Linked DNA regions of Homo sapiens: regions 1 and 2 are each linked to region 3. Evidence: chromatin loops called from intact Hi-C (ENCODE). Cell type or tissue: IMR-90. All regions are shown on one strand.

The links. Hi-C counts contacts between places; a loop is a spot of excess contacts. Peaks named below come from ENCODE experiments on the same cell type or tissue, not always from the same donor. Only the 100,000 strongest peaks of a DNase experiment are listed, where the experiment ranks them.
Region 1: a loop joins it to region 3, with 4 times the contacts of the local background. A loop is called at or near these places in 3 of 110 quality-filtered maps.
Region 2: it touches region 3 in a loop (2.7-fold over the local background); 3 of 110 quality-filtered maps call a loop at or near these places.

What each region holds. Positions count from the first base shown.
Region 1 is chr1:100,605,126-100,607,625 of GRCh38, forward strand. No RefSeq gene overlaps it. Among named protein-coding and RNA genes, the nearest start is that of LINC01349, 41 kb to the right of the region's middle. In IMR-90, a CTCF peak has its summit at 1,516; a DNase peak (open chromatin) is centred at 1,536.
Region 2 is chr1:100,670,522-100,673,021 of GRCh38, forward strand. The region is part of intron 1 of LOC124904231 (a long non-coding RNA gene); the gene reads left to right. Among named protein-coding and RNA genes, the nearest start is that of LINC01349, 25 kb to the left of the region's middle. In IMR-90, no CTCF peak of the experiment used is centred here; a DNase peak (open chromatin) is centred at 1,310; H3K27ac peaks cover 234 bases.
Region 3 is chr1:100,720,698-100,723,197 of GRCh38, forward strand. VCAM1 (vascular cell adhesion molecule 1) reads left to right here. Exons shown (of 9, transcript NM_001078.4): 2 at 1-54; 3 at 2,323-2,500. Among named protein-coding and RNA genes, the nearest start is that of VCAM1, 2.2 kb to the left of the region's middle. In IMR-90, no CTCF peak of the experiment used is centred here; a DNase peak (open chromatin) is centred at 1,014; H3K4me3 peaks cover 1,262 bases; H3K27ac peaks cover 2,033 bases.

The DNA.
Region 1 (2,500 bases), 120 kb before region 3:
TATGGTGAAAAGGAAACCCTCATACACTGTTGGTGGGAATGTAAATTTATGCAACCACTATGGAGAACGGTTTGGACGTTCCTCAAAACATGAAAAATAGAGCTACCATATGATCTAGCAAGTCCATGGCTATGTATATACCTAAAAGAAAGGAAATCAGTGTATTGAAGAGATATCTGCATTCCCATGTTTGTTCAGTTCTGTTCACAACAGCAAAGATTTGGAAGCAACCTAAGCGTCCATCAACAAATGAATTGATAAAGAAAATGTGGTACATATGCACAATGGAGTACTATTCAGCCATAAAAAAGGATGAGACCCAGTCATTTGCAACAACATGGATGGAACTGGAGGTCATTATGTTGAGTGATATAAGCCAGGAACAGAAAGACAAAGTTTGCATATTCTTACTTATTTATGAGATCTAAAAATTAAAACAATTTAACCTATGAACATAGAGAATAGAGGAATCGGTATCAGAGTCTGGGAAGGGTAGTGAGGGAGGGGCTGGGGAGGTGGAGATGGTTAATGGGTGCAAAAAATTGGATGAATGAATAAGACCTAGTATTTGATAGCACAACAGGGTGAGAATAGTCAATAATAATTTAATTCTACATTTTAAAATAACTAAAATAATATATAACTGGATTGCAACACAAAGGATAAATGCTTGAGGGGATAGATGGCCCATTTTACATGATGTGATTATTAGACATTGCATGCCTGCATCAAAACATCTAATATACCCCATTAATATATTAATGTGTACCTACTATGTACCTACAAAAGTTAAAATAAAATTTTATTTAAAAATTAAAGATAAAAATGAGTTCTCTAAGAGAGGTGTGTACACAACACTATGAGAGCACCAAACAGGCAACTATCCAGTTTGTTTGATGGAGGGAATATGGGTGATCAAGAACAGCTGTAGATAGGTGAGCTGAGTCTTGAAGGATAAATAGGAAAGTCTAGATACATGGGTGGAATAGGCAGAGTAGTAAAAGACTCAGTTAGAGAATTGAAAATACAATGTAATTCAAAGATGAGATTATCACTGGGGTTTGATGTAGTCAGGGAAGGCTGCATAAAGGAATTGGGACTTGAAAAGACTTGAAAGAGAACAAATGGTGTAGATTTTAGGCTGGGAAAAGTGTATATAACAGAGGCAGGAATATTCATGGCATATGCTGGGGATGATTAGGGGAAATACGTGATATGAGCAGTCTTAATCTTAAGCACTGTACATGTACAAGTTGCCTTCTTCTGCGGCGTTGTAGGTGTGATGGGGTAGAGAGAGGCTAGATGGAGTGATCAGACTAGATTGTAGAGGATTGTGCCTCACTCCAGGGTATATATCTGATGTTTAATTGTCTTCGGATGAATATGAAAGAAGATATTTTCCCCTTTGTCTATTTCTGCCTCAGATAGCCCTAGCACATTATTGTCTCTACTCTGGTTCCTTCAATTATGGAGAACATCTGGTGATGCACTACCATCCCGCAGGAGGGAAGCTAGGTGGCACTGCATTACTGCCCAGCAACTGCTCCTTCAGGAACCTTTGGTTTTAAATCAGTGTTGATGAATATAAAACCATGCAGTGAGAAAAATGGCCTGGAAACCGTCTAGAGAAAGGAATTTTGTTTCTTTTGTAAATTTTAATGTAATGAACTATTGTTATTTGGCCCAAAATTAGCTAGCTGATCTGCCTGAATTCTGCTATCAAGGGCATAACTCTATCAGCAGATGAAGATCACATTGTATTTTGCTATTTGGGAAATTCTTTATTATATTCTGTAAGGAAAGTGTTGAAGTTATTAAAGATATGTCACTATCTCTTTCTAACCTTCCATAAAGGGAAAACTGTCCTTTTTGTTTTTCAGCTAGAATTCAAAAGACAGAAATAAAGCTGCCTTTTCCCCCAGGCCACTTAGTGATAGAATTAGTAATCCCACCGAGGGCTAATGATAGCTAAATAGGCGTTTGCCTGGATAAGCTGCTGCTGTTTTGATTTTCTTGAAGTTTTTTTTTTTTTTCCTGAGGAAAGTAGCATGAGGAACTCAGGTAATTTAATAGTACCCTATACCTGTTGTAAAAATAAGGTGCTTGCCTCCAGAGGAGAGTGAGCCCGGGGGAAAGTGTCTAGACACTCTGTACTGATAGAACATGTTGGTCTAGACATAAATTTGCCTCTTAAGAAGTCAAATACAATGGAGAAGATAAAGCAGACTTATCTAACAGTAAACCTATTTTAGAGAGGCATTTGGTAGACTAAAATCTTCCCCTCCTCATTTTTCTCCTGACTTCTAGTTATTATGGTGTGAAATTATATTACCTAAATTAATAAAGTTGTACAAAGCATCTAACCACAATTTTACTTAAAACATCAATTTCAAATAATAATAATAATAATAATAAGGGGCTAGATGGGCCACTGACCATGGATGAGAGCTTATTTGGGGTCAGTAAGAGTCAGCTGAGGAGAGATGTAAACTCTGCAGGA
Region 2 (2,500 bases), 50 kb before region 3:
TTGATATCAGAAATAAATCTAGTTAAAATTGATAGTTTATGTACTATATTTCTTATATATTTCAATAACTTCCTTATTATATTTATTGCTTGCATGTATTTACACTTTTTGTATTTTACTTTGGTGTGCTAATATAAAGGATATTGTTCAGGAACTTAAGCATCTTGCAGGCTCGTTAGGGATGGCAGGATGTGGGAGCAGGTATATAATCAGCATTTACAGTTTAAGGTGAAGAGTGTCAACCCTTTTTTAATTTAGCATAAGTTTATTGAGTGTGTGCCTTTGGCCAGAGAGAGTTCTGGGCATTGGATACAGTGCTGTACAAGGCATAGCCTCTGCCCCTGAATAACGTATTCAGGGTTGCTGGACTCTGAGACTGTGCAAGAGAGGTGAGCTTCCATTCACTGGCAATCCCACAAACATCTCAGATCCTTTCCCACTTATCCCCTATTCCTACTCCCAAACTCTAGCCAAATGAGCTTCTCAGTCTGTAGATCTGGAGTAAGAACTGGAACTTGATTTTTTTTTCTTTTCTTTTTTTTTTTTTAAAGCTCCCCCTGGTAATTCTGATGCCCAGTCAAGTTTGGAAACTACCATATGACCTAATAGCCTCAATGACCTCACATAGATATTATAGGAGAAATTGCTAGAAGCCAGAAGGAAAAGGTATCTGTGAATAATTTTTCCTCGCAACATCTTGCTGCTGTTAGAATTTTAAAATATAGATTATAAAATCATTGATGATATTGTCTGTAACTCAGTGCAGCTATGTAGATAAGACAACCCTGTGCTCTTCTAGAGGATCCTTAGCTTTTGTAATTTATTGAAATAATATTCAAGCAAAGTTATTTCTTTTGCTCTCATTTTTAAATAGCCTTCTTATGAAAATAATGGTGCAGTCCACTTTCTTATTGTTTGTTCAGTTGATACAAGCCTGTTATTCTTCTCTTTCGCCATTCCACAAATGTCCAATGCTTTCTTTCCTCTGGGCCTTTACACATGCTATGTCCATATCCATTCATTGGTTCATTCATACTCAGGTATCAAGTGTGGAAAACAATCCATTTTTGCACATACAAGAGCTAAAAAAAATGTAACTCCCATGCATCCTGTCACAGAAAGCTTTTGGGGAATATGTAAAACAAGGAAGAGAAAGACAAGGCTTGGGAAATGGCTAGCTAAGGAACAGTAGCCAAGGGAAGGAAGTATCAGAATGAAAACTGCTACAGCATGCAAAAGCCCAGAAGGGAGAGCTCTAGGGGAAAGAAAGAAAAAGGCTCTTGAAAAATAATATGGACAAACACATCCCAGATGTGATGGAATAATTAGTCATGGAGAAAACTTTGAAAATAAAAAAAAACAAAACAGGCTGTTGATAAAGGAAAGTATAATTCTTACATACTGTTTGGCTCAGCAGTGAATAACACTTACATCATTATTGTAGTACAACTATTGATTATTTACTTTACCATAAATCATGATATGGCTTTATTGGGATAAGGGGACAGGGGAACTGAGTGTGTGAGCAATGATGGTGTAAGGGCATTAAATGCAAAAAAAATCAATAGAGAAGATGTATATTTAATAAATCAAGAAATAACACACATATTGGAAAGTAATATAGAAAGAAATACTAGAAGAAATGGCTGTAAGAACTCAAAGTAGTTGCCTCAGTCAAGGGTGGGTAGGGAATAGGGGATGTTCAAACAGAACTGTGTTATTTTTCTACAAAAGTCTTTTAGGCTTTAAAAATATTTTTGTTTTTCTTTTACAAGCACATTTATTTCTTTGATTAAAAATGAATTGATATGTATGTATAAAGCAACTACCAGTACCTGGAAAAGTGCTTAACTCTGACCATGATATAAGAAAAGTGACAAAACATGATTCTGCTACTCCAGGACTATAAGTCACTTTGGATTATATAAGCTACAATGCTTATGTAAGAAACAATTAAAGAAAAAGTTGTGATCAAATCCGACAAGAACCCAAAGAAGTTTTGTATTCCAATTATATGAACTTTAGTGTTTAAAAAATGTATAAAACAAAAAGTCTTATTAAATTTATAATTTTTTTCCCTTACTCAAAGGATGGTAATAAAAATGAATTACTCTGTTTCAGCTCCTCCTTAAGGTTCTACAAATTTGGTCCCATTGAAGTCTCTCTGAAAGAGGAGTCTACTGAACAGCTAATCTCTACATTGCTACTGTAATGGCTGCCTTTGTAGTCTTCAGTCTTGGCTCTGTTTTTGTTTTTGTTTTTTGTGTTTTTTTGAGTTATTAAGTGCTTACTTAATACCAGGCACTTTTGTTTTTAGGAGAGGAGCATTGAGTTCATGTTCCCTTTTGCCCAATGACTCTCTGAAAAGATGCTGCAGAGATGGCTAAAGAAGAACAGACAAATAAGGAAATCAAAACAAAAGAGTCAGAGGAATGAAGGGCGAAAATGTTGAAGAATACAAATATTGTGTTTGTCAGGACTTTGGGGAGAGTTTCATAAA
Region 3 (2,500 bases):
CAGCAACTTGTGAATCTAGGAAATTGGAAAAAGGAATCCAGGTGGAGATCTACTGTGAGTGCTTTAGAAAATCTTTGTTTTTCTCTCAATTTTACTTTAAAATCACTTTTTAAAAATGATATTTTAAAAAAAGTTTTAAAATGGATATTCATGTACAGATTCTTGGCTAAAGAACATACAACATCAGGAAAGCTAGGGACAGCTAAGGCCAACATGAGAGAGAGCAGGAATCCAAATCTTGGCTTCTATTTCTACCTCTGCCACAAACACAGTGACCATGTATAAGACTCAACCTCTCTGGGCTCTGGTTTCCTTAGCTGTAAAATGATCATTTCTAAGTTTCTTTTTGTTTTATTAAAAAATATTTCCATTTGATTACATCCTTACATGTTTACTTGCTTATGTGTCTGATTGATTTATGAATTCCATCCTTCAGGGATTTTCTATTCATTTATTCTTATGCAATTTGATGCTTAAAATTAGTTTAAACATTAAGTAGATCTATAATTAGTAATATGTATTAGTATAAAAGTGTTCTTCTTAGACATAATTGTTAATATCTGGAAACATTTCAATCATTTGACTTTGGTGTTGACACATTTAGGATTTTTTTTTGGTTTTTTTGGTGCCATGAAGCCTTGGTGCTCAACCGCTCAACTTCAAAGATATTTATATAATGAACTAGATTTGCCTCATGAAAGTGAGTGGATGTCCCTAGTTTACCAGCCTGACAAAATGCATCCCACTCCATTCTCCATTCAGCAAACAAAGTTAGCAAGAGGAGTAAAAAACTAACCAGACATAAATCATTTGCCTTTTGTTACTGATGGCCTCTCTTTCTAAAAAACTGAACCCATTTACGGTCATGTCTTCATGAAGACCTCATTTGATTATAATTACTTTGGTTTCGTTTTATTGTACCGGAGCTCAACTTTTCCCAGTAACCTTAATTGATTCTGCAACAAACCGCATGTGTTGCTCAAGCTTCCCAAGAAACTGTGCTTGGCCGGCTGCTTTCAATTATGCTGGTTGTATGTGCATAGTTTATGTCTGTGCAGCCTCCCGAGCTCCTTGAAAGCTTCCCTTATGTAAATACAGGGAAAAGTAGCAAGTTCTTATGTTACCTGACATCGAACTGTGTGGATTAGAGGAACATTTCTTACAGAATATGAGGGACAGAAATTATTGCTGGAAAAATGAAAAATACCATGTTTCTTCACATAGGAAAGAATTTCCAGCTCCTTTGTCTTTTGCCCACTAGTACCAAATAGTTGAAGATTTAAGAAAGAGAAATGAAGACGCTTCTGGTTTTAATTATCTTGCCTGAGGTTTTTCTCCAAGAGTGTCTGTTTCTCATTATGTATAACAGTTCTGTCTCCTTTCCGCATTTGATTGTAATAGTGGTTAGAGTTGAGACCTTTGTATTCTTTTTGCTACACAGTTTTGAATCCACCAATATGTTACTTCATCATAATGCATAATGAAAAAGGTAACTCTTGCAAAGGAGGCAATGGCCACGTGAAGTAGTGTATTTCCTTGTACTAGAAGCTTCAATGGAACACTTGTTGGGATAGTGAGTTAGGCATTTCAGGAGGCAAATATGTGTTCCAGAACATAAAGATTGCACAAATGTATCTTTCTGGTGGATGAATTCCTGTCAGAGGCACCATTTTCAGAAGCTAATTACTTAAAGTTGGTCTTCTCATTTCTTAGAATATCTTGACAATAACTATTCTTTGCAATGACATTCCAAGGCTTACAGTCATTATCTGTAAAATGGAAATATATCTGCCCTGACTATAATAAGAAAATGTGATGTAACATAATGTAAATCTGTAGTAGCAAAACACAATAATGGAAATCCTGAGTTTAAATCCCAGCTTTACCATTTACTAGGTGTGTGACCTTAGACAAGTTATGTAAATGTACTAAGTCCAGGTCTTCTTTTCTGTGAAATGTGATCTCTATCTCCTAGAGTTATTGTGAGGATAAAATGAAATCATTCATGTTAAATCTATAGCACAGTGACAGCCACATGTAAGGTTCAATATAAACATTATTTTTTCTTCTTTCTTTTACTGTAATAACATGCAACTCTTAATATATACAGGATCAGAATTGAATAATGTTGTAAAAAATGTTTGCTTCCAATTCTTGTGCCTTGAACTCACCCCAAATCATGAAAGGCTATTCAAACAGTTCTGTCGTATTAAGACTGTATTAACAAAAACGCTAGACTTGATTTGTATTGTGTTAAAGTGGTAAGAGACCTTATATCACATTAGCAAAAAGCCCATCCATGTATTTGTTTGGCCTTTTCAGCTTTTCCTAAGGATCCAGAGATTCATTTGAGTGGCCCTCTGGAGGCTGGGAAGCCGATCACAGTCAAGTGTTCAGTTGCTGATGTATACCCATTTGACAGGCTGGAGATAGACTTACTGAAAGGAGATCATCTCATGAAGAGTCAGGAATTTCTGGAGGATGCAGACAGGAAGTCCCT